Linked DNA regions of Homo sapiens: all the other regions are linked to region 3. The links are chromatin loops, found by intact Hi-C in ENCODE. Cell type or tissue: PC-3. All regions are shown on one strand. Each heading gives the region's core, and the rest is flanking DNA. Links, peaks and the distances in the headings are about the cores only.

Region 1 (10,764 bases), core at 2,978-7,977, 75 kb before region 3:
TGGCTAAACAGGGTGTGTGGTACCCAAAAGATTAAATGTTACATGTCCTTTTAGTCCTTGACCAGGTCTAGCCTTGGCAGAAGCAAGGGAGCCACTAAGCCAAACTCCCTGTGCAGACAGACCATGTTTCAAGGCTGGAAGTAGTGCCCTGGCAACACACAAAAGGAACGGTGAAATGGTAGGCAAAGTGAACTTGGCTCTGCTGGCCTCTTTGGGGTCACAGAAATTGCTCCTTGTGGTAATCTTATATTTCTGTCAGGCACAGGGCCAAGAAGCTGTGTAACAGACATTACTTTGCTTGCATCTCTTTTTCATACCTTTTCCCTCTGAGGCAGCTTTTGCTTAGAAAACAGTCCCTTCACTCTGCCTTTCCTCCTAACTTCCTGTGCCTCTTCATGTTCTGCTCAAGCTTTTTAAAGCAACGAAGCTGTTGGAGAACTTAAATCCTTGCAACTGAGAGATAAGCTACTTAAAGGCGGTAGAGATCTTTTTTTTTTTTTTTTTGAGATGGGGTCTTGCTGTGTTGCCCAGGCTGGAGTGCAGTGGTGTGATCTCAGCTCACTGCAACCTCTGCTTTCTGGGTTCAAGCGATTCTCCTGCCTCAGCCTCCCAAGTAGCTGGGATTACGGCTAGCTACTCCTGGCTAATTTTTGTATTTTTAGTAGAGATGGGGTTTCACCATGTTGGCCAGGCTGGTCTCAAACTCCTGACCTCAAACGATCTGCCTGCCTTGGTCTCCCAAAGTGCTGGGATTATAGGTGTGAGCCACTGCGCCTGGCCATGTAGATGACTTTTGACCAAAATGTTTCACCTTCTCATTCAGATATTCTTAGTAACCAAAACAGTGACTCATGCAGTTGAGAGAGCCTTTGGGCTGTCAGTTTACAGTACATCAGGCTTGCTGAGGCTAAGCAAATCAGAAAGGTGCCATGTTTATAACAGAGGTCAAAGCTCCTTACTTCTGAAACATTAGCTGTGGTTAAAAACAAAAACTCTTCCTTCTTGTATTGCTTGTCTATCAAAGCCAGGAAAGTGGGGGATCACTGTAGTTAAATTTTTTTTTTTTTTAATTAGAGACAGAGTCTTGCCCTGTCGCCCAAGCTGGAGTGCACTGGCGCAATCGTGGTACACTGCAGCCTTGAACTCCTGGACTCAAGCAGTCCTCCTGCCTCAGCTTCCCAAGTAGTTGGGAGTAGGTGCACACCACCATGCCCAGCGAATTTTTTGTAGAGACAGAGGTCTTGCTATGTTGCCTAGGCTGGTATCAAAATTACTGGCCTCAAGCGATTCTCCTGCCTCGGCCTCCCAGATGTTGGGATTACTGGTGTGAGCCACCACGCCCAGCTCAAAAACAATTTTTTTAGGGGCACTTCTACAAATCATGAAAGGGGGATAAAAGCACTGACTTTAAAAAGCCATGTTTAAGATGCTATAAATGTTCTCCCCTTTTCATTGATTGGAGAGTTGTAGAGGACCTTAGAGATCATTTTGTCTAACTCCCTCATCCCAAAGATAAACTGAGGCCTAGAGATCGTTCAGGGTGTTGTAACTGGGAACATCTGAATGCTGAGGCCTAGAGATCGTTCAGGGTGTTGTAACTGGGAACATCTGAATGCTGAGGCCTAGAGATCGTTCAGGGTGTTGTAACTGGGAACATCTGAATGCTGAGGCCTAGAGATCGTTCAGGGTGTTGTAACTGGGAACATCTGAATGCTGAGGCCTAGAGATCGTTCAGGGTGTTGTAACTGGGAACATCTGAATGCTGAGGCCTAGAGATCGTTCAGGGTGTTGTAACTGGGAACATCTGAATGCTGAGGCCTAGAGATCGTTCAGGGTGTTGTAACTGGGAACATCTGAATGCTGAGGCCTAGAGATCGTTCAGGGTGTTGTAACTGGGAACATCTGAATGCTGAGGCTTAGTCCAGTGTTCTCTCTCCCTTACCACTCCTCTTCCCCTTCCCTCTATAATGGCAGTACCCAGGGCCCGGTCCATAGACTACTATCGAGTGCTCCTATGTGCATCTTAGTACGTATCATTTTCCCTTGCCTTTTTCCTTCTATCCTTTCAGTGGTAGCAACTGCCCTTGCTAATCACCGTAACCTCGGCTGAGAAAGAAGAGGAAGCGAAATCCAAGATGCAGCTCAGTTCATCAAAGCCTAGCAGGTCCCCTCAGCTGCCTTTTCATGCCTGCCACAGACTACAGTAGGACAAAACCTGACCTGGTCTTTGAAGTTAAGAGCTAAGAAAGCTTCCTATAGTAGTATCTCCCATGGCACTTACCACATTCTATCTGGTATTACAGTTATTTGTATGCAATTAATCACTCTTAGATTGTATGTTCCTGGAGGGCAGAATATGCCCATTCATATTTGTATCTTCTTCCTTCTGCTCTTGGCACCTAACACAGTGCCTTGCACACAAACAATAAATGATTGTTGAGTGAATAAGTAAACCTGATTGTGGTGTTCTATTGCTTTTTCAGCAAGAAGTCAAACTGATGGCCTTTAAGTCAGAGAAGCAGCAATGGAGCAACATAATCAAAGTTGACCATCTTTGTTTTCAAGACAGTCACATTATGAAATATTCTGACATGCTAGGCTAGGAAATGGCTATAACTGGTTCACTTGAGACTGGAGAAATCAGCTTTGCTAACAGGTAATACTTTGTCAAGTAGTGAGAAATATTATATACTAGGTATAATTAGTTGTCCCCAAAATCTAAATAAACTTGTTCTAATATATGGAAAAGGGCAGCAAGATAGAGAAGGTAAGTTTGAAATTCTACAATATCTGGATCTTTGTCACCTGAGTTTATGTACTTTAAACCAAATATACTATTTTACTATGTAGTATAGCAAAGATTGAAATATTCTTGGTAAATGAAGCCTTTTGGATCTAAGCCATATTTTTCAGGAATTTTTGAAAAGGTAACTTTTTTTTGCTTCAGTTAAATACAGTCTAATGACTGAAGGTCATTCAAAGCTTTCGGGTTATCATTCTTCACTACAGTAATCACAATAATGGTCTGGACATGCTGAAGGGACTGTTCACTGAGCTAACTTGGTTCTGAGCTCAGGTGCTCTTTAATAAGTTCTTGGGTAAAGGCTGCTTTTATTTTTAATTGCTTCCCTCTGAAGCTGGGTGGAGAAGAGTGAGTGGGTGGGTGGTCGGAATCAGCAGGCTGAGAGAGAACTCAGTGGTTTGCCTGTGGCTTCCTCTGCTGTATATTTGGTTTGCTACATCCGTTATGGAGCAATCTTGGTTTCATCTATATCAGTTCCCATTAAACGTTAGCACCTAGTTAGAATGTGAGTTAGTTGAACATACACTTTAATTCCTGTTTTCTAGATCTTATTTCACAGGTTGGATGCAAACTGGGTGAGAATTGAACCTCTCGTGTTGCTTAATTAAAAGTAACACATTTGACTGCCACTGGTATCTATCAGAAAGAGACCTGTGGAGCAGGTTGAATCCTCTGGGGTAGCTTTATATAAATTTGCCAACTTTCTGGGACAGAGTAATAGGATTTACCCGTGTTAGTTGGTAATTTTCTATTTTACCAGGTACAATAATCAACTTACGGTCATACTTGCTGATTCAAACAGCAGAGAAAAAAAATAAACTTACAGTCATTCTTCTTTTATCCATTACCTACCACCTTCTTTGCCCTCCACTGCCCTCCATTTTGAAGCAAATCCCAGACCTTGTTACATCTGTCATATTTTAGTATGTTTCTCTGTAAGATAAGGGTTCTTAAAACACATGCGACTAGAGGAGCAGTGTCACACAAACTGGCAATTCCTTAGAATTAAGTATCTAGGCCAGGCACAGTGGCTCATGCCTGTAATCCCAGCACTTTGGAAAGACAAGGTGGGAGGATCACTTGAGGCCAGGAGGTCGAGACACCCCTAGGCAAAATAGTGAGACCCCATCTCTTAAAAAAAAATTAGCCGATATAGGCACCTATATAGTCCTAGCTACTTGGGAGGCTGACGTGGAGGGATGGCTTGAGCCCAGGAGTTCAAGGTTACAGAGAGCTATGATCACATCTCTGTACTCTAGCCTGGGTAACAGAGCAAGACCCTGTCTCTTGAAAAAAGATTAAAATTTGTTGTGGAGGTTTCCCTCTACAAAACTTGAGTCTGTTTTACAATTAGAGCAATCAGGCCGGGTGCGGTGGCTCATGCCTGTAATCCCAGCACTTTAGGAGGCCAAGGCAGGCAGATCACTTGAGGGCAGGGGTTCAAGACCACCCTGGCCAACATGGTGAAACTTCATCTCTACTAAAAATACAAAAATGGGGCACGGTGGCTCACGCCTGTAATCCCAGCACTTTGGGAGGCCGAGGCGGGTGGATCACAGGGTTAGGAATTCCAGACCAGCCTGACCAACATGGTGAAACCCCGTCTCTACTAAAAATACAAAAATTAGCCAGGCGTTATGGCGGGTGCCTGTAATCCCAGCTACTTGGGAGGCTGAGGCAGGAGAATTGTTTGAACCTGGGAGGCAGAGGTTGCAGTGAGCCGAGATCGCACCACTGCACTCCAGCCTGGGCAACACAGTGAGACTCCATCTCAAAAAAATAATAAAAATAAAAAATAAACAAAAATTAGCCGGACATGGTGGTGCGTGTCTAGTCCCAGCTACTTGGAGGCTGAGACGTGATATAATCGCTTGAACCTGGGAGGCAGAGGTTGCAGTGAGCTGAGATCCACCACTGCACTCCAGCCTGGGTGACAGAGCGAGACTTAAAAAACAAAAAAACAAAAAACCCCGAAGCAATCAATATGAAGGAGTCTCCTGAATTTCAAGTGTCATTTCCTTCTGTCAGTTAAGGAGTTCACTAGAATCAAAGTGGGGCCTTAAACTTTTCATCTATCTTTGACAAGTTTTAACAGTCAATTTTTCCAAGGTAAGTGGCCATCTATAGACACCAAAGAAATATTATATGGTGTAGTGACTAAAAACATGAGCTCAGAGGCACCTAGGTTTGAGTCCCAGCTCCTTCATACATATACCTTTTAAAGCCTATTTCCCTCATTTGTAAAATGAGAATTAGCATATCTGCCCCACAAAGCTACTTTGATATTTAAATGAGAATATATATGAATGGCTCACACTCATAGTGATTGGCCTACAGTAAGCACCCAAATGAATACTTGTTGCTCAATAACCAAATAGGTGTATGTGAAATAGGTGTAAAATTAATGTGGTTAGTTCCTCCGAATGCCCTTCTTGCTCCTGCTTTTTGTTCTTTTCACTGATGTAACATAGCATTATGGTCTTGTGGTTGGTTTTCAAACACCAACAAATGAATTGGTACCAGGCTGACAGCATAAAATTACCTTGTCTTGAGCAGTGACTCACACCTATAATCCCAGCACTTTGGGAGGCCAAGGTGGGAGGACTGCATAAGGCCAGGAGTTCGAGACCAGCCTTGGCAACAAAGTGAGACGCTCCCCCTACCCGTCTCTGCATAAAAAAACTTAAAAATAAAATTACCTGGAGTGTTCACACACACACACAAATTCCAGATCTCCCTTTTGAGATCTGAAAGGTGCCTCAGAAATCTGAAACTTAGAAAAGCCCCCAACTGACTCACATGCATTTGGATTTAGAGGTTAAAATTGCAGGCTTTGGAATAACAGGTTATATCTTCAAGCTTATCACCTGGAAAATAGTGGGCAGTAATACTTGTTTACAGTAGACAGTTAAATAATGTACGTGAAATGCTTAGCTTAGTGCCTGGCATCTAACAGGCACTCCAATTGTCTACTTTTACTAAGAGGAAGAACAGAAAGAAAAAGGAAAACCAATTTAGTTGTTTAGTTTGTGTACAAGTTAACAGAAACTTACTGAAAAGGTCTTTTCATGCAAATCCATTAATGGGACAAAAAAGCCCACTTAAACATACTTACCTGTGAAAGGTTCAGGCATGTTCATCTACAGTTAATTTTCTTTTACAGAATATAGCATATAGATCCAAAATGTATTTTGTTTCCTATCAGAAGTGCATCTGCCTGTTCTTTAAAAAAGATTTTTAAAAAGTTTTGTTGATGTTAATAAAATCAGGGATCCCTTTTCTGAATGCTTAGGACACAAACTGATATTCTTCAGCTATGGGGGATGAGGGAAAATTATTCAACATTTGGAAACTACCTGGAATACAATTTCCAATCCAATGTGTAGCTCTATTTCTTATATTCAAAACAGTAGGGAAAAAAGCCACACAGGCATTTTCTTATGTTTTTAAAAATAAGCTAAAGTTGCAGTGAAATCACTTTTATTCCAGATCTGTTCTATCACCATGGCTAATTGTCTTAAATGTCTTTCCTGAGCGTATGAAAGAATTCTAAAGTCTTAATCATATAGGAAGGACGAATGTACATAAAGTTGCGCCAACTTTAATATCATGACCAAGGAAGCCACTACTCCTTACATCAGAAAGGGAAGTTAAAACTTGTCTCATCTGAGAACAAGAAACAAAACACAACAAAATAAACTTGATTGAAAATTTGCTATTTGTCCTTTTGATTCCCACATTAGCTATAATTACATGCTGATTTAATAACTTTAAGTACATGACTAGAATGTTTCATATATAGCAAGCTCATTTAAGTAGGCTAATCAAGTTTGAGGGAGAAGAGCCTACTGCCACAAAACCAACAACAAAGATTCTTGAACGATGTGATATGATGAGGGGAATACTTCTGTTTGTTGAATCTTAAGTTTTAGATTTTTTTGGAAAAGAGAAGTCATTAAATGATGTAATAAAATACCAGTTTTTCTTTTGCTTAAGTGGAAGAGAATTAGATTGTATTTTATTTATTATTATTTTTGAGATGGAGTCTTGCACTGTCGCTCAGGCTGGAGTGCAATGGCGCGAGCTTGGCTCACTGCAACCTCCGCCTTCCAGGTCCAAGCGATTCTCTTGCCTCAGCCTCTTGAGTAGCTGAGACTACAGGCGCCGGCCACCACGCCCAGCTCATTTTTGTATTTTTAATGGAGACGGGGTTTTGCCATGTTGGTCAGGCTGGTCTTGAACTCCTGACCTCAGGTGATCTGTCTGCCTCAGCCTCCCAAAGTGTTGGGATTACAGGCGTGAGCCACTGTGCCCGGCCAGATTGTATTTTAAAAAAAAATCTGTACTCTTAGATTTGTTAAGACTGAGAAAATTTCTATACCTGGTCCTGGGAATTGGCATGGAACTCTAAATGTAGATGAATAAACTGACTAAATTAGCTAAATCTGCTGTTAAGGTATAGCTGTATTTAAAGAAAACAAGTAGAAAAACTTCTTCCTTCTCTTTCCTGTTAATCAGAGGAAGCTGCAAACCATGATTTTCTAAGCCGTGAGCTATGGAAGCAATACCTCTCACAGCTACACTCACCATTAGTCGGCTGCCAAATACTTATTTTTCACATTTGAACTTTATTTTTGAACAAAATAGGGCATGCAATTCCTTTGAAATGCAAATACTCCTAAAATTTTTCTAAGTTTATCCATGAATGCACAGTGGCCCTTAAAAAGACGATCCCAGGCCAGGCGCGGTGGCTCACGTCTGTAATCCCAGCACTTTGGGAGGCCGAGGCAGGTGGATCACGAGGTCAGGAATTCGAGACTAGCCTGGCCAATATGGTGAAACCCCATCTCTACTAAAAATACAACAATTAGCTGGGCGTGGTGGCGGGCGCCTGTAGTCCCAGCTACTTGGGAAGCTGAGGCAGAAGAATCACTTGAACCCGGGAGGCAGAGGTTGCACTGAGCCGAGATCGCACGACTGCACTCCAGCCTGGGCGACAGGGCAAGACTCCGTCTCAAAAAAAAAAAAAAAAAAAAAAAAAAAGATGATCCCAACAGACTAACCACTGCTTCTTTAGCTATCACTCACAAACTCTAGGTACATATATGGAAGGCAAATTCAGCAAATCATAGCCAGGCATGATGGTTTGTGTCTGTTATTTCAGCACTTTTGAGAGGCTGAGTCAGGAGGATATTTTGAGCCCAGCAGTTCAAGTCCAGTCTGGGCAACACAGTGAGACTCTCTCTAAAATACATAAAAAATCAGCAAATGTTTTAGGCAAAAAGAGTACTACTTAAACATTCAGATTAATGGATATTAGGAGATGTAACACACCAAGAATTATTTAGGTATTCATTCTGTTTATTGGATTGAAAGAAAGGGAATACAAACGACTGGTTAAGTGCTGCGCACTGACATGGAAAAAGTGTCTTTAAAAAAAAATCCCAGTAAAGCAAATCAAAGTTAATGTAGTTTCAGTTGAACAAAAATTTAAAGACGTTTAATACATTACACATTTATAAAATAAAAGTCAACAAAGGGTGTTTTGTAAATAATTAGTAAACAAGTGAAAATAAATATCAGAGACCTGAAGTTTTTATACTTTAATGAATAAAGCAAAGAAATTTAAACTAAGTAAATATAATCTGAGAGGCAGTTAAAAAAACAAAAATCAAAACCCACCAAAATTGAAGAACACAATCTTTTGAAACATTTAATCAGTCCATAGCAAATAGTTATTACATACCAAAAGCTCTAAGTGTTAACTAGTTCCACCACAATGCCATGTAAATCTTGACAATTTAGAAATCTTGAGATCAACACTTAAGTTCTTTTCTTGATCTCTACAGCTTGGTTTGTAAGTACATACATGCTTTTGTGGATCTATTCCCCTCGCCACACACACACATTTTCAAGGAGCCAATAACATTTTTTTCCATCTGTGCCTAAAAATGTTACAATTCAGTTCTAGCACATTGACCCTGATAATGAAAATGTTTAAGTTAAAGATGGGGACACAATTTCAATCTTATAAAAATATACCAGTATTAACCAAACCTTAAACTCAGAGGGCACTTCACATGTGCACGAGACTTTCAGTAAAAATGACAAGATCCTAGAACAGCTGTTTCCAGGACTTTTTAATGAATCAAGTACTCTCTCTCTCACACACACACAGAACACACACACACATTTTTATACTATTGGTTTTGTTAAATCCAGGCTATCTGGATTAAGTAGATAGGGGATGGGTTTTTATAGTTTTTATTTTTGTAACTATAGGGCAGCTACTATAACAATAGCTTAACAACACTGAAAAATTTCAATTAAGTTCACCCTGTTTTTAGAAAGTGTCTAAGTGTAAATGCAAATTCACCTCTTCTTAAGTTAGCAGTTTATATTAAATCAGATATGGTTTCTGAAATGGAAGTAATGTGTTGGAGGGCAACCCAAAAGGACAGTTGCGAAATTATGAATGAGAAATTAAAGTAAAACCAAATCAAAATATTTATACATTTTAGAGATGGGACAAAAAGGATATTAAGAAAAATGTCTTCTTTCCTCCCCATTCAAAAGCAGCCATTCTTCTACTGTGAAAGAAACTGACATGGATATTTTCCCTTTCAAGAGATGTATGATATATTTACCCACTGTGAGGCAGAGGTGATAGGGTCAGTTCTTGTTTGCAGGAACCAACATCCTAAAAAAGAAAATGTCAAGATGGGGAGGGGTGGGAAAGAAGGGTTTTCTATTAATGTCATGGAATATGCCACTGTAGAGGCAGAACACTCCTAATAATAACATTCACCAGATTACTACTGCTGTTTTTTTCAGACTAAGAAAATACTGACAAAATTGGATTTTTTTCTCCTTTCAATTGCAGGATATTCTGATTATTTAAAGTTAGGGAATCCCTTTTTTATCCCCCCACCCAATAAAATGGGCCAATTTGTAGGGATATATGCAAATAAAATGTTCTCTGTTTAAAATACTTACCTGGTTTAATATAACACATTTATCTGGCCAATAAGAGCAACAGAAATGTAGCTGTTATGAAGACTAAAAAAATACAAAAACCAAAGCTGAAGCTTTGTCATCCCTCCCCACTAACTCCCACTCCAATTCTTTACTACCCACATACTAATCTCAGTAATCCCCAAGTCCAACATTTTACCATTAATAACCAATTATTTGGAGGAAAAAGACATTTAATTTTATATTTGCTCTAGCCCTTAATCAATGCATAACAACAAAAACATTTTTAAGCACATGGAAATGAGCCTACTAACCTGATTTTTGGAGCCCAAATTCTCCACTCTATTTTGATCTATGTGCAAAAAGTATTGGTACTTTTCAATTTATACATTTGTTAGTATCTTGTGGCTGGCTTCATAGTATAAGACTCACTCTTAAGCCTACTATAGAGCCTACAGCACTATCAGAAGTTTTCAATTAATAGCTATGGATCAGAAAATCCTGCGATCAGTTTCTCATACCATAAAATCCTAGGCTTCTTTACCATTGATTTCACCTTTCGAGCACAGTCACTGCATGGCAAATGTATGAAACAGACGTTTACAGCAAATAAGTACCAGTATGTACAGGAAGCTGCCAGTTAAGACAGACCCGGAAAACAAACTCACCTAGCTGCTATAGAAACCTTTGCATAGTTGTTACTCCGTTTTAATAGGAGTTATGTTCTTGTAAAATGTGCCTCACTTTTACTCCACTTTTTAAAAAGTGTTTTTAAACTGTACTTCAGAAGCACTCTGAAAACTCAGATCTAGGGGTGGTTAGGTGAAGTAGAGTAGAATCTGAGTGCCAAATTGCCCCTGAATGGGCACAAATCTGAGTGTTACAAATGCACCGTAGCACACTGTAACCAAATTTGTAAACAGCTGTGGAGTTTCTATGCCCACATTTAGTGATGTTACCATAGAGACTGGGGTGTATTAACGGCT
Region 2 (5,000 bases), core at 1-5,000, 50 kb before region 3:
AATTCATCCTTTTAAAGTATACAACTCAGTATATTTTAGTATATTCAGAGTTGTGCAACCATCACACCATCTAATTTTTAGAACATTCTCATCATTTCCCAAAGAAACCTCCTACCCATCAGCAGCTGCCATACCCCTCCCTGCAGCCCCTGGCAACCACTACTTTCTGTCTCTGTCTCTATAGATTTGCCTATTCTGGACGTTTCACATAAATAGGCTTATACATGATGTGGTCTCTTTTAATTGGCTTCTTTCAGTTAGCATGTTTTCAGGGTTCATCCGTGTTATAGAATGTATTAGTATTTAATCTCTTTTTATTGCTGAATAATATTTAACAGTATAATTATTTTGTTTATCCATTCATGAGGTGATGAACATTTGGACTGTTTCTCTACTTTTTGGCTATTATGAATAATGCTGTTATGAATATGTATGAGTTTTTGTGTAGACATATGTTTCCATTTCTCTTGGGTATATACATAGGAGTGGAATTTCTGGGTCGTATGCTAACTCTGTTTAACATTTTGAGAAACTGCCAAACTGTTTTCCAAGTGGTTGCACCATTTTACAATCCTACCAGCAAAGCTACCACTTATTAATGCTAACCACTACTAGCACTATTCATAAACAATACTTCATTTAATTCTCACAAATCTAGAATATTACCCCCTCTCATATTATAGGGAAAGAAACGAAAGTTTAGAAAGGTTAGAAACATGCCTGTTTGTAGTGCAATGGGGATTTGAATCTGGGCTGCCTCACTTAAAAGCCCATATTGTATGCTATGCAAGCTGAACTGTGAAGTGCAAATGTAGACGTGGCAAGTGACAAGGCTGCAAGAGTTGACATGTTTGTTGTAGGCTAAGGGGTTACATTTTCCCTGTGTGTGAAAAGCCACTTAAAATTTGTAAGCTAGGGAATATACAGTGTGATATTTGGCTTTAGGAAGAGAACTAGGATAACAATGTGGAAGATGAATCAGAAAGACACAGGATAAGGCAACCATAAAGGGACAATGGAACCATAATGAGCCATACATAGTTCACAGTCAGTTCCCAAAAAATGAGGCCCTAACGTAAGATGTTAAGGACTAAAAGAGGTCAGAATCAAAAGATATTTTGGGCTGGACACTATGGCTCATGCCCATACTTTGAGAGGCTGAGGCTGGAGGACTGCTTGAGTCCAGGAGTTCAAGACCGACCTGGACAACATAGGGAGATCCCTGTTATAAAAAGAAAAAAAGATATTGTGGAGATAAAAATGACATGACAGAAAATAACAAAAAATCTTCAAAGACAACCTCCAGATTTCTGGTTTAGGGGATAGGGATGGATGTTTACAAGAAATAGAGGAAGTAAGAATTTGACTAAAGGTGGGAAGAAACAGTAAGTTTTAGACTTTAGTCTTAAGATTTATTGAGTTTAGCTTTGAGCCTGGGGGGATGGGGGGGAAATTCCAATGGGATGACCCACCAGCAGTTGAAAAAAGTTGGGAACTAGTCTGATAAAATTAGGTTGGAGATTCCTCCCCTCCTAAGAAATGTCATTGCAAAATGGATTATGTTTACACTATTGTTTCTTCACTGAACCCTAAGTTTATCATTCATACAATTATCTAGTCCAAATCACCATTGTTTTGATAAAATTGAATAGTTAACAATGCGACTACTTCTGATTCTTCTTTGGGAAGTGGGTAAGAGGTATTTGTATTAGATCAGCAATATCATTAGGTCAAAATGGTTTAAATAATTTACTAAGCAAGTCAAGTCTTCCTGACTAGCTCAAGATCTTCCAGGAACAAATTTTCATTCACAGTACTGCCCCAGATCAACACAAAGATTTGCTTTTAAACTGAAGACAAACTCCTTTAGAAATATTTAACTCAGCCAGGTGTGGTGGCTCATGCCTGTAATCCCAGCACTTTGGGAGGTTGAAGCAGGCGAACAGCTTGAGGTCAGGAGTTTCAGACCAGCCTGGCCAATGTGGTGAAACCCTGTCTCTACTAAAAATACAAAAATTAGCCGGGTGTGGTGGTGGGTGCCTGTAATCCCAGCTGCTCGGGAGGCTGAGGCAGGAGAATTGCTTGAACCCGGGAGGTGAAGGTTACAGTGAGCCAAGATTGCGCCACTGCACTCCAGCCTGGGCGACACAGCGAGACTCTGTCTTTAAAAAAAAAAAAAAAAAAAAAAAAAAAAAATATATATATATATATATATAACTCAAAAACTTTTATGTACATGAATGAAAAAAATATAATCCTATAAAAGATAAAGTTGAAAACAAAAACAATACTATATCTTCATTAGCACAGTGCCTTTATACTAATTTATTCAAAGTGGAAATAACATGTTTGTGGAGCCTATATGACCTTGCTTGGATTCTGCGGGGAATGGGTAAAATTCATCTTTTTTAGGCAAAGAAAAACTGTTAAAGGAAAGTAGGCATTGGAATCACATCAACTCAAATTTTAAGGCTCTCTTAAATGTACTTTTTTCTCTCCATTAAAACACACACACACGTTCAAAAAGGGCATATATATATATATACATATATAAATTTTTTTTTTTTTTTGAGATGGAGTCTTGCTCTGTCGCCTAGGCTGGAGTGCAGTGGCGCAATCTCAATTCATTGCACCCTCCGCCTCCCAGGTTCAAGCAATTCTCCTGCCTCAGCCTCCAAAGTAGCTGGGACTACAGGCACGCACTACCATGCCAGACTAATTTTTTTTATTTTTACTAGAGATGGGGTTTCACCATGTTGGCCAGGTTGGCTTGAACTTCTGACCTCAGGTGACTCACCTGCCTCGGCCTTCCAAAGTGCTGAGATTACAGCGGTAAGCCACCGCACCCGGCCAAAAAGAACACATATTTTCTTATAATTTTTTCAGACAGTATTTGACATAACAAAAATACCATCATACCAAAAGAACCAAACAGTCCCAGAGGACTCACTATAATACAGCTATCTAAAAATTACAGTCTCTAAAAGTCTCTCTGTTTCATATTGGAATGTAAGCATTAACTCTGCATTTCCCAAGCTAATCTGGCAACAAAAGCCCTTTACATGTAACACCTATTAATTCTGCATACCCATTATTCCTGCAAAAACACTCTGGGAAACACTGGCATAAGAGTCTAAACTTCTTAGCAAAGAATACAAAAGCTCCTCCTTGATCTGGCTGCTATTTAATTAACCTCAACTCTAGTCTACCTAAAACTCTTCCCCCAAACCACCTAAATGCCATGTTACGTTTTCTTTTGCCCAAGGGCCTATCCTAACTAGTTTTGCCTAAATAGTTCTTTACCTCTTCTTCACCTAATATTTACTTTTCTTACTTTCCCTAGCTTTGCTGTTCCAGTAGGCTCTCTTTGATGAGCTCCTGTAGCACCCACTATAAATTACGGTGTATTATCATGTGCTTAGTCTGTCTACAGCAAAAGACCTGGCACACAACAGGTGTTTAATAAATACTGGCTAAATGAAGGGGATTCTTATACACTGCTACTAGGAAAAACTAATAAAGCACAGTTTTGGTATTACTACCTTCTTTTTCATATATCATGCAAATAAATGACTGGTGAATGAAAACAGAACTCAGAATAGTATGCAAAGGCTATGATTTGATCCCAAACTCTTTTTCTAGTCTAATCTCCCACTCTGCCATTACTCATCCCATTCTTTTTTTTTTTTTTTTTTTGGAGTTGGACAGGAGGGCAAGAGGTTTTTCTGTCTTCCTAGAATGCCACTTTCCTGTTGTCCACCTGTGTGATGCGCAGTAAGACTCTCAAGAGGTATTTCGACTTGTAAAGCTTCCCTGCGCTTTCATAATACTTTATGTATTATCTATTATGTATCATGCTTATTTCATTGAATTTTGTTTTCATTTAAACGGTACATTTTTTTCACAGGAATTTTAAACCTGAGATCTACAAGAATGGGTCCAGGGATAGAATCAGGGGTCTATGAATTTAAATGAGAAAAAGACACAACTCTATTATTATTAAACACAGCCTGAAATTTGGTGTTTCCTTCACTCTCAAATGCAGGCAATTAACAAGGTAGTATTAGGCAGTACTGGGTATATTAGTAATTACACAGGGTAGTATATTAGGTAGTGGTGGGTAGTATACTAGCTAGTATACTAAATTAGGTAGTATTAGGTGACTCCATTAACAAGAGAAATCTTACATCTTTTCATATCATATTATAGTTGTTGCAGATACTTTGAAATATTTATGCTCATCACTACTTCAAAATTCTGGTACTTATATCTGCTGCTAGAATTTATTATTTAATGCATTAATAAAGCATTAAATAAAAATAAAAAATGTTTTTGTACTATGTTAACTACATATCAATATAGTTGGCTTTCCTTAGTAATGAATACATAACATATATTTGGCCTTGCTATGTGCTTTGATTTATGCATTTAAACATATTCTGAGAAAGAGTCCATAGGTTTGCCAAACTGCCAAAGAGGTACGTGGTACCAAAAAAAGGTAAAGAACCACTGCTTTATGGTAAAGAATGTATCTTATTTACCTTTCATTGTTTGTAGCATACATAGGTATGCAAGAATTGGTGTATGCTCTCAAATTCACTTCTCTTCTAAAAAGAACTGTTAGGCTGGGAATGGCGACTCACGCCAGTAATCCCAGCACTTTGGGAGGTCGAGGTGGGCGATCAGCTGAGGTCAGGAATATGATACCAGCCTGGCCAACATGGTGAAACCCCGTCTCTACTTCAAAAATGAAAAAATTAGCTGGGCGTCGTGGTGCCTGCCTGTAGTCCCAGCTAGTTGGGAGGCTGAGGCATAAGAATCTCTTGAACCTGGGAGGTAGAGGTTGCAGTGAGCCAAGATTGCCCCACTGCACTACACCCTGGGGGACATAGTGAGATACTGTCTCAGAGAAAAAAAAAGAAAAGAAAAAAAAATTATTTCCATCTGTGGCTCCCTTTTTCTATTTTTCTCAACACGGGAGCCCAAAACTTTATCCTGAG
Region 3 (10,764 bases), core at 2,730-7,729:
TCTGAAAAACAGATGGTTGGCGTTCATAGTGGCTTCTGCTTCTATACAGGTTATGTGCTTTTCAAATTACCAGAGTCGCCACGCTTTCCTATTGCCTCCCAGATACTGAGGTTGACTGTCAGCTGCCACTTGTATTTATTTTTACTTTTGAAATTCCTCCATGTTGCACTATTATTTTTCTAATAGTAGAATTAAGACGAAAGTGAACTATTTCCTTTACCAATGTCTTTTTTTTTTTTTTTAAGATGGAGTCTCACTCTGTTGCCTAGGCTGGTGTGCGGTGGCGCGATCTCGGTTCACTGCAACCTTCGCCTCCCGGGTTCAAGTGATTCTCCTGCCTCAGCCTCCCAAGTAGCTGGGATTATAGGCGCGTACCACCATGCCCGGCTAATTTTTGTATTTTTAGTAGGGACAGGGTTTCACCATGTTGGGCAGGCTGGTCTCAAACTCCTGACCTCAAGTGATCCACCCACTTCAGCCTTACAAAGTGCTGGGATTATAGGTGTGAGCCACTGTGCCTAGCAAAGTGGGCTGTATTTCAAGAAGAAATGGATATTTTAAAAAGTAAAGTGTTGGCCGGGCACGGTGGCTCACACCTGTAATCCCAGCACTTTGGGAGGCCAAGGTGGGCGGATCACAAGGTCAGGAGATTGAGACCATCCTGGCTAACACGGTGAAACCCCGTCTCTACTAAAAATACAAAAACATTAGCCAGGTGTGGTGATGGGCACCTGTAGTCCCAGCTACTCGGGAGGCTGAGGCAGGAGAATGGCATGAACCTGGGAGGCAGAGCTTGCAGTGAGCCGAGATCGCGCCACTGCACTCCAGCCTGGGCAACAGAGCGAAACTCTGTCTCAAAAAAAAAAAAAAAAAAAAAGGGTTTCAGGGCCAAAAGAAGATAGCTTAAGATTATGGCCAGGTGCGGTGGCTCGTGCCTGTAATCCCAGCACTTTGGGAGGCTGAGGCGGGCAGATGATCTGAGGTCAGAAGTTCAAGACCAGCCTGACCAATATGGAGAAACCCCGTCTCTACTAAAAATACAAAATTAGCCGGTTTTGGTGGCGCATGCCTGTAATCCCAGCTACTCGGGAAGGCTGAGGCAGGAGAATCACTTGAACCCAGGAGGCAGAGGTTGCAGTGAGCTGAGATCACGCCATTGCACTCCAGCCTGGGCAACAGAAAGAGACTCCATCTCAAAAAAAAATTATATGTATTATATACACATATAATATATATATTGTGTGTATATATATTTTTATTTTAGAGAGACAGTCTGTCTCTGTCATCCAGGCTGGAGTGCAGTGGTGTGATCATGGCTCACTGCAGCCTCGACTTCCTGGGCTCAACCCATCTTCCAGTCCTTCCAGCTTCGCCCTCCTGAGTAGCTGGGTCCACAGACATGAGCCACCATGCCTGGCCATTTTTTCTTTTTTCTTTTTTTTTGTAGAAACGGTTTCTCACAGTGTTGCCCAGGCTGGTCTTGAACTCCTAGGCTCAAGTGATCCTCCCACTTTGGCCTCCCAAAGTGTTGGGGTTACAGACGTGAGCCACTCTACCTGGCTTCATGATACTATGAAACAAATCTATTTGGCACCTGTAGTCACTGGAAGTTGCAACTCTTATGCTAAGTTCTAACACCATAATCAGAAGAACTTTGGATATTTCACTGTGAGGTTGTTGCATGCCTTTGACAAGGTGGGATTTTTTTTTTTTTTAATTTTTAGAGATGGGTTCTTGTTATATTGCCCAGACTGGAATGCAGAGTGCAGGCTATTCATAGGCATGATCAAAGTGTACTACAGCCTCAAAATTGTGGGATCAAGCCATCCTTCTGCCTCAGCCTCCTTCATGGCTGGGACTACAGGTGCCCTGCTACCTTTGACAAGTTTTGAAAGATTTTCATAGCATTGAGGGGAGAAGAAAAGTGAAACAAAGAGAAGAAATGGGACCCTTCTTTATCCTCCCTCCCCTCAACAGAACTATTAAAACCCGAGATCAGTTTGTTTAGACACTAGTCATATTGTCCAAAAGATTGCGCATTAAGAATCTCTGTCTTAACTTTAGGCAGAATTATCTTGAACTGTTCTAGTAGGATGGTAATCATGACAGCACAGCTACTGGGGAAATTAGAACTGAGGTTTCCTCTCTTCCGTTTGCTGAAATAACAGCAAAACTGCTTGAAGAAAACGCACTATATTATTCTAAGAAGTAAATTACAAATAAGCAACACCCAAAATGTCCCTTACTCATGGTTCCTTGAGTAAAAGGTGCTATGCTTTATCTACCCAATATTGTGAGTAGTATCATTTACAGGCTCATTTCTACTAGTAAGTTTTTTTTTTTTTTTTTCAGATCTCTGCTTCTAGCTGTCCTTCCACTCTATCAACTAATATTTCTTTTGCAAAGCTAGGAGGCTTGGTAAGGTTAAAAATAATTCAACTATATTGTGTTGAACATAATTGAAATGTCATAAACCATCCAGAGAGCAGGAGAACCAGTTCTCTCTTGTTTCTATTGGTGTAGTCTGTTTACATTTCTGGTCCCGTCCCTGAAGCTTGGACTGAGAGACCTGGTGAGGAATGTTTCCTCTGTAGTTTCGACAGGCACAGCTATTTGTCACTGCCTCAGAAGCTGCGTGGCTGCAGGTGAGGAAGGCTGCCCTTATGGGAGGGATAATTATGGTCAGTGACCTGTCTGAGCTTGGCCTCACTCTGCACCCAAGCTCGTGACTGGCTCAGAAAGTCTTCTGCTTCTGTGTTCACATCAATGATTTCCTTCCTTGCTTTCTAGAAGAGAATCGGCCTCTGGTACTGGTGAAGAGACCGGAGATTTTCAGTTAGGCATTTTACCTGGCTGAGTGCAGGGCTTGGAGGTGGAGTCGCTTGTGGAAGGATTAACTAGAGGGAGGAGTCACTGTCATTAGGATACCATACACATGGCAAAACCAAATATAACCACCCACCTCCTCTGACTCACCTACTTAAAGCATGAATAACCTGGAGGGGGTGGTGGCAAGCAGGTACAGAGATGCTCCTTGACTTTCAGTAGGTTTGTATCTCAATAAACCCATTGTAAGTAGAAAATATTGTAAGTCGAAAATGCATTTAATCCACCTAACCTACAGAACTTCATAGCTTAGCCTAGCCTACCTTAAACGTGCTCAGAACACTACAGTAGCCTACAGTTGGGCAAAATCATCTAACACAAAGCCTATTATATAATAATGTCGAATATTATGTAATTGAATACTGTACAGAAAGTAAAAAAACAGAATGGTTGTATGGGTACTCAAAGTATGGTTTCTACTGAATGTGTATTGCTTTCACACCATCATAAAGTTGAAAAATTGTAAGCTGAACCATCATAGGTCAGGGACCATCTGTATTTGAATGAGTGAGGTGGGGGCCTGAATCCACCCTCCTCCTCCTCTCACCACCCCATCCTCAGGATACACATAGACCAGTGAAGTCTGTCTTGGCCTTGTGAAACCCTTACCATCTGAATGGCCTAATGAAGTAGAACTTGTGACTGATAGGAAGACTTTGGAGAGGTTTGGAATGTTCTTTGACTTACCAGGAATCTAGTAGACCCAGGATTATCCAAATGTCACCAAACAGTGAGTTCAGTGCCCAGAGGGGAGGCCCATTATTAACCCTTCCTTGAGGTAGACACACCCAGTGTAGATGAGGGTGATGCTGGGTGGTCCCTGCCCAAGGCTTAGTCTGACCCTACTCAGGAAGGGGATATAATAGGAATAGCATTATGAGAGGTTCTTTCTGTTCTGTACCCCTTATGTGTTATAAGATAATGGAGGAAAATCTCAGTTGCCAAACCTGTGTCGGCCACATTAAAGCAACAGTTACTATATCAGTCATGGTAAATGAATGGTGGTCCAGGTATAAACATTGTTTTACCCCTTGATATTTTTATATGAAGCATTTGGCTTGAACCTTATGTTTGAAACATCAAACATAGTGTATTGTCATATTGAATATGAATACTACCAGTGTTTTAATAATAACTGACATTATATTTGTGGCACCACAGGTGTATCATTTTAAATTCTCTATATATAGCATTTAAAGTGTATAGTGACTAAAGTAATTACTGTTGCTTCATGTGGTGAATATGGGATGTGCCAGTTTAGCAGATGTGGTTACTCAACTCACATAAAAAGGTCACCTTAATCTGTCAGAAATCGTGGAAGTCACATCTCAAGTAGGATTGAAACATGCATAATATGGTCCATGAAGAGGGCACTCTTTTCTTCCCTGCTCCCCTCTCCTCACACCACCTCCTGCTTCTTTTCACAAGCTCTGCATTGTTCTGCATAGCAACGTTCCATCCACAAAAAGCTCCAGTGTGTAGGGGGTCTGAATCCTGTCTGATCCCTTCCCTAGCCCCATAGCTCAGACATGAGATGTGGTCCAGGGAGCAGCCTAGACAAGTGCCAATGGGACATGTAAAGATTCCCCTTTCTTTTCTTTCTTTAAGTGTTTTTTGGAGACAGGGTCTCACTTTGTTGCCTGGGCTGGAGTGCGGTGGTGCAGTCACGGCTCACAGTAGCCTGGACCTCCCGGGCTCGAGCCATCCTCCCACCTCAGCTTCCCAAGCAGTTGGGACAATAAGTGCGTGCCACCACACCCAGCTAATTTTTGTATTTTTTGTAGAGATAGGATTGTACCGTGTTGCTCAGGCTGGTCTCAAACCCCTGGCCTCATGAGATCCTCCCACCTCGGCCTCCGAAAGTGCCGGGATTACAGGCATGAGCCACTGTGCCCGGCCAAAGATTCCCCCTGTCTTTTTGACACTCTTCAGCTGTGCCCTCCCAGGGAAGACATTAGCTCACTCTGCAGCCACTTGTGCCATTCTCGTGCCCTCCTTGCACAAGGCCTTGTCGTAACTGCTTCACTCTCCTGGTCTGCCAGTGCAGGTATCAGTGATCCAAGAAGATACAGGAAGAGGCTTGTGTGGGAGTCGCCTGGAGCCCTCCATGGTATGTTGGCTCTACAAGAGCTAGGCATGTGGTGCCAGGGCGTGGGAGCAGCAAGGCCACCCCGCTCAGGCCTCTGCCCTGGAGGAAGGGTGGTGTAACTGCCCCTGGACGACAGCCTGGATGTGGCGAGGGGAGACGGTCCACACCCTGCTCTCAAGCATGGAGGTCGAATGTTTCTAGGTCAGCAGCTCAGGACAGCAGGCAGGTCAGGCCTGGTAGAGGAAGTGCATGTGAGGAGTCAGTGGGAAGTGAGTAAGAGATGGTGGTGGTAAACTAGGAGGTGCTCCTACAAACAGAATTGGATTTTCCCTTTTAAAACAAGGATGGCCGTAGCTGAGCCCTCCTCTCTCTCTCTGTGTGTGTGTGTGTGTGTGTGTGTGTGTGTGTGTGTGTGTGTCCGTGTCCTCTTCTGTTCTCCGCCCCTACTGAAGGAAGGAGATAGCTCTGGCTTCCAAAAGTAGCCTTGCAGCTGTAGGAGGACTGACTCTGCCTAGCCTTTACATTTCCCATGTAAAATTTAACAGTGCTTTCACAGAGCTTCTCTAAAGATCAAAGGGTACCCAACTGAATGGGAATCTGTGGTCTGGGGATTTTTTTTTTTTTTTTTTTTTTGTCTGTAGCTTCCCTTCCTCCCTCCCTGCAACACTAAGTAGACGAAATATTGGGCCAAAGGGCCAAGGAATCCTGTTAAGGGAGGAATCTCGCGGTCTCATTTCCAGCCAGGCACTTTTCTGTTCTTGTAACTTTCCAGTCGTAATTTGGGGATTACTGTTGATAACTCTGACACCTGGTGGTCATTTCAAAAACTGCACTCTGGAAGAATTAAACGTTCACTTTTATCATTTTTAGTTGTTTTTCCACCTCCAATGTCAGTGTCAATAATATGCATTTTATAAATTAGTGATTATTGTTAGTTGAATGATCTATAAGTAAAATCCTTGCACATGCATTCAACAGAATACACTAGGATAGAAAATTTCTGAAAGGTATACCAGAAGCTATACATGGTGGTCCCTAGAGAGTGCAGCTAGGTGTGGGGAGGAAGCAGACTTATTTTACTTTATGCCAGTTAGTGCCCTTTGAAATGGTCTTAAACAGAAATAGTGTATTACTGTAATAATTATAGTGAAGTACTGCACTTGGGCAGGATATTCCCTTCCAGGGCTCCTACCCTCTCCTGATTTTGCATCCAGGGACGTCCTCTGTGCTTTTGAATGTATTAAGGAGTGACGTACGGCTGGATTCACTCTGATCTCATTCACTGACAGTGGTGGGAGAGCCCAGAGCTGAGTAGAAACTGGTTCTGGGGCATCGTGTGGCTAGGGTGCCAAAGCCGAGAAAGGTCCCGTAGTCCCTGTGTGGTCAGCAGGGAAGGCAGCAGTGCTCTGTCAGTATTGATTCTTCAGGGGCAGGCTGCCCACTTACCAAAGTTATGCTTAGCAGAGGGGCTCTGGCTCACTCCCCGTCCCTCATCCTACCAGGTGTGAGGCTGCCAGGAGCCGATCGCACAAGGCTTGGCAAGGCAGATGCTCCCCAGCTCCTGACATCAGAGAGAAGGGCTGGGATTGTGGCCTGCGGTTGGTGGGCAGGAGAGCCTGGTCTGATGACAGCAACCACCCTTTGACTACCTTCTCTGTGGCTGTTACTGTCTGATTCCAACCTTCCACTGTTGAACAGACCTCCTACCACTTTCCTACTACTCCCCCTAATGATAACATACTGAACTCACTTTTATGAATTTGTTGAGACCTTACCACTTTTCAAGTGTGTGTTCAGGAACAGCAAACTTTTGTCTTGCTTGGATCCACCCACATACCCAAATCACCATGGGTATCAGACACACTGGGTAGCTGAGTGCTCAGAGGAAGATGCGAGGTATTCAGGGAAAGTGTCAGTGGGGTCTCCCAGTGCCTGTTTGGTCCACAGTTAGGAGAGGCCCTGCTTGCACTTCTAATACAGTCCCGGAAAGACGGGGCCAGAACTTAGGAGGGGAGCGCTTTGCAGCAACTTTTCAAGAAAAGGGGAAAATTTAAGCACCATACTGTTATGTGGTCCTTGTACCCAGAGGCCCTGTTCAGCTCCAGTGATCAGCTCTCTTAGGGCACACCCTCCAAGGTGCCTAAATGCCATCCCAGGATTGGTTCCAGTGTCTATTATCTGTTTGACTCCAAATGGCCAAACACCTGACTTCCTCTCTGGTAGCCTGGCTTTTATCTTCTAGGACATCCAGGGCCCCTCTCTTTGCCTTCCCCTCTTTCTTCCTTCTACTGCTTAGATCAAGTCTTCAGCAGACATCATGTGACCTTGAGGATGGATGTCACATGCTGGAGGAAACAGAAGGCCGAAACCCTGATGACTTCACAGAGCTGCCAAAACAGTTCCTGACTGTTTATTCCGGGTCTTTAACAAAGTGATGAAAAGAAATCCTTGCAGTATGAAAACAACTTTTCTATTCCATGGAGCCAAACCTCATTATAACAGATAACGTGACCCTCAGCGATATCCCAAGTATTTTCCTGTTCTCATCTATACTATGGCAAAGGGGCAAATACCTCTCAGTAAAGAAAGAAATAACAACTTCTATCTTGGGCGAGGCATTTCTTCTGTTAGAACTTTGTACACGGAATAAAATAGATCTGTTTGTGCTTATCTTTCTCCTTAGAATTATTGAATTTGAAGTCTTTCCCAGGGTGGGGGTGGAGTGAAGCTGGGGTTTCATAAGCACATAGATAGTAGTGTCTCTTAGCTTCCGTTTAAATATGGGGGTAGCGATGTGGAGGGCCCAGAAGTATCAGAGAGGAGAGACAGGCTGCTCTGATTGCCTTTGTAAAATGCACATTTGAGCTTGTGCAAAGCCCTGGGCCTGAGCTCAGAAAAAGCAAGGCCAGGAATGAGGCTCTTGGTTCAGTTCCCCTGCACACCCTGGGCGGGGAGGGGTTGTTAGAGTCATGGAACCCCTATTTTTTTTTTTTTTTTGACCGGGTCTTGCTTGGTCACCCAGCCAGAGTGCAGAGGTATGTGCACAGCTCACTGCAGCCTCAACTTCCTGGGCTCAAGCGATCTTCCTGCCTCAGCCCCCAGAGTTGCTGGAGCTACAGCCCCATGCCACTACACCTGTCTAACTTTTGTACTTTTTGTAGAGACAGGGTTTTGTCATATCGCCCAGGCTGCTCTCGAACTCCTGAGCTTAAGACCAGGTTGCTCAAGTGATCCACCCACGTCGGCCTCCCAGGGTGCTAGGATTACAGGCATGATCTACCCCTCCTGGTTTATCTTTCTTAAGCTTGGAGTCATCTTTTTAAAACAGCCACAATGAGGTATAATTGATATACAATACACTGCTTATATTTAAAGTGGATAATTTGATAAGTTTTGCCATATGTTTACATCTGTGAAACTGTCACCACAATCAACAGGGGGATCATATCCATCACCCACAAAAGTTTTCTTAGGCCTCTTCCCCCTGAGAAAACCCTCTCTCTGGCAGCCACTGAACTGCTTTCTGTCCCTGCAGATTCGTTTGCATTTTCTTAAGTTTTATATAAATGGAATCATAGAGTACGTGCTCTTCTTTTGTCTGTCTTCTTTCACGCAGCATAATTATTTTTTAGATTCTTGTGTCTTGTGTGTGTCAATTCTTTTCTTTTTATTGATGAATAACATTCCATTGTATGGATATACCACATCTGTACAGTTTGTTTAATCCATTCACCTGTCGATGGACATTTGGATCACTTCCAATATTTGGCTATTAAAATAAAGCTACTCTGAACATTTGTGTATGTGCCTTTGTGTTATTCTTGGGTATATATCCAGCAGTAGAATGCTAGATCATGTGGTAGGTTTTTTGGGTTTTTTTTTTTTTAGATATGTGGTCTCATTTGGTCACCCAGGCTGGAGTGCAATTGCGTGACTATGGCTCACTATGGCCTTAAACTCCTGGGCACAAACAGTCCTCCCACCTCAGCCTCCTGAGTAGCTGTGAGTAGCCGGGATTATAGGCGAGAGCCACTGCATCCAGCCAGTTGTTTTTATTATGACTTTACCCTTAATTCATTGTATATTTTATTTAAATTTAATTTTTTCTTTTTTTTTTTTTGAGATGGAGTCTCACTCTGTCACCCAGCCTGGAGTGCAGTGGGGCGAGCTCAGCTCACTGCAACCTCCACCTCCTGGGTTCAAGAAATTCTTGTGCGTTGGCTTCCCGAGTAGCTGGGACTACAGGCGCCCACCACCACACCCAGCTAATTTTTATATTTTTAGTAGAGACGGGGTTTTTCCATGTTGGCCAAGCTGGTTTCGAACACGTGACCTCAAGTGACCCACCCACCTTTGCCTCCCAAAGTGCTTGGATTACAGGCATGAGCCACTGTGCCTGGCCTCCATTGTATATTTTAAACAAAGGATGTTTAATACAGACTTATTTTTGATGCATTATACATTTTAAACAACATGAGTTTATAGCCAGTATGGCTTTTACTCCCCTTTCTTTAAGGGGAGATAAGCATACCAGTATTCTATAGAATAGTATCAGCACACAAGGCACACTTGCTTCCCTTTGCTTACCTCTGATTTAAGATCATAACTAAAAGGAATTTATTGAACCTATGGACGTATGTATTTACTTCTGAGTATATATCTCTTCCTCACATGCATATACCTTACATAAATGATTTCTTCAGTTACCATAGTGATTTAAACAGTTTTAAAACATCTTTATTAAGATTTTAACATACTACAAAATTCACCCATTTAAAATGGACACAATTCATTGGTTTTTAGTAGATTAACAAAGTTGTGCAACAACCAGCACCACAATCTAAGTTTAGAATATTTCACCCCAAAAGAAAACCCATATCAATTAGCAGTCATTTCCCATTCTCTCCTCCATATGCCTCAGTTGTAGGCCACTAATCATGTACTTTCTTTTTCTATATATTTACTTATTCTGGACATATATAAATGGAGTCATACAGTATATAGTTTTTTGTGACTGGCTTCTTTCACTTAGCACAGTGTTTTCAATGTTCATCCACGTTGTAGCATTTATCAGTACTTCTTTCCTTTTTTTTAAAAAAAAGACTTTTACTTTTTAGAGCTGTTGTAGGTTCACAGCAAAATTGAGCTGAAAGTACAGGGTGTTCTCATATACACCCTGCCCTGCTCCATGTAAACCCTCCCCCATTATCACCATCCGCACCGTTGGTGTATTTGTTACCATCAATGAACCTACATTGACATCACTATCACTCAGTCCATAGTTTACAGTAGGGTTGGTTCACTCTTACCCTAATGTAGGGTTCATGTGGTGTCGTACATTCTATGGGTTTGGACAAACCTTTAATGATGACATGTATCCACCATCGTAGTGTTGTACAGAGTAGTTTCACTGCCCTAAAAATCCTGTTATGTTTAAATTTTTTTTGTTTTTTGAAACAGTCTTGCCCTGTCACCCAGGTTGGAGTGCAGTGGCCCCATCTTGGGTCACCGCAACTTCTGCCTCCCATGCTCAAGCGACTCTCCTGTCTCAGCCTCCTGAGTAGCTGGGATTACAGGCACCCACCACCACGCCTGGCTAATTTTTGTATTTTTAGTAGAGATGGGGTTTTGCCATGTTGGCCAGGCTGGTCTCGAAATCCTGGCCTCAAGCAATCCGCCCGCCTTGGCCTCCCAAAATGCTGGGATTACAGGTGTGAACCACTAGGTCTGGACCCAATTTTTTTTTTTTTTTTTTTTTGAGATAGGGTCTCATTCTGTCACCTGGCTGA

Evidence for each region. Peaks named below come from ENCODE experiments on the same cell type or tissue, not always from the same donor. Only the 100,000 strongest peaks of a DNase experiment are listed, where the experiment ranks them.
Region 1: it touches region 3 in a loop (2.4-fold over the local background); 7 of 110 quality-filtered maps call a loop at or near these places.
Region 2: it touches region 3 in a loop (2.0-fold over the local background); 13 of 110 quality-filtered maps call a loop at or near these places.

The regions. Positions count from the first base shown.
Region 1 is chr1:224,377,000-224,387,763 of GRCh38, forward strand. It overlaps CNIH4 (cornichon family member 4), which reads left to right. Exons shown (of 5, transcript NM_014184.4): 5 at 1-2,453. It overlaps WDR26 (WD repeat domain 26), which reads right to left. Exons shown (of 14, transcript NM_001379403.1): 14 at 8,147-10,764. Among named protein-coding and RNA genes, the nearest start is that of MIR4742, 16 kb to the right of the region's middle. RefSeq lists enhancers at 548-597, 968-1,057. In PC-3, for the core only: no CTCF peak of the experiment used is centred there; no DNase peak of the experiment used is centred there.
Region 2 is chr1:224,404,957-224,409,956 of GRCh38, forward strand. All of the region lies in intron 7 of WDR26 (WD repeat domain 26), which reads right to left. Among named protein-coding and RNA genes, the nearest start is that of MIR4742, 9.1 kb to the left of the region's middle. In PC-3, for the core only: no CTCF peak of the experiment used is centred there; a DNase peak (open chromatin) is centred at 2,805.
Region 3 is chr1:224,451,926-224,462,689 of GRCh38, forward strand. It overlaps a transcript of CNIH3 not described here. Among named protein-coding and RNA genes, the nearest start is that of WDR26, 23 kb to the left of the region's middle. In PC-3, for the core only: CTCF peaks have their summits at 5,801 (motif pointing left) and 6,004; DNase peaks (open chromatin) are centred at 2,946, 5,116 and 5,716; H3K4me3 peaks cover 1,075 bases; H3K27ac peaks cover 2,355 bases.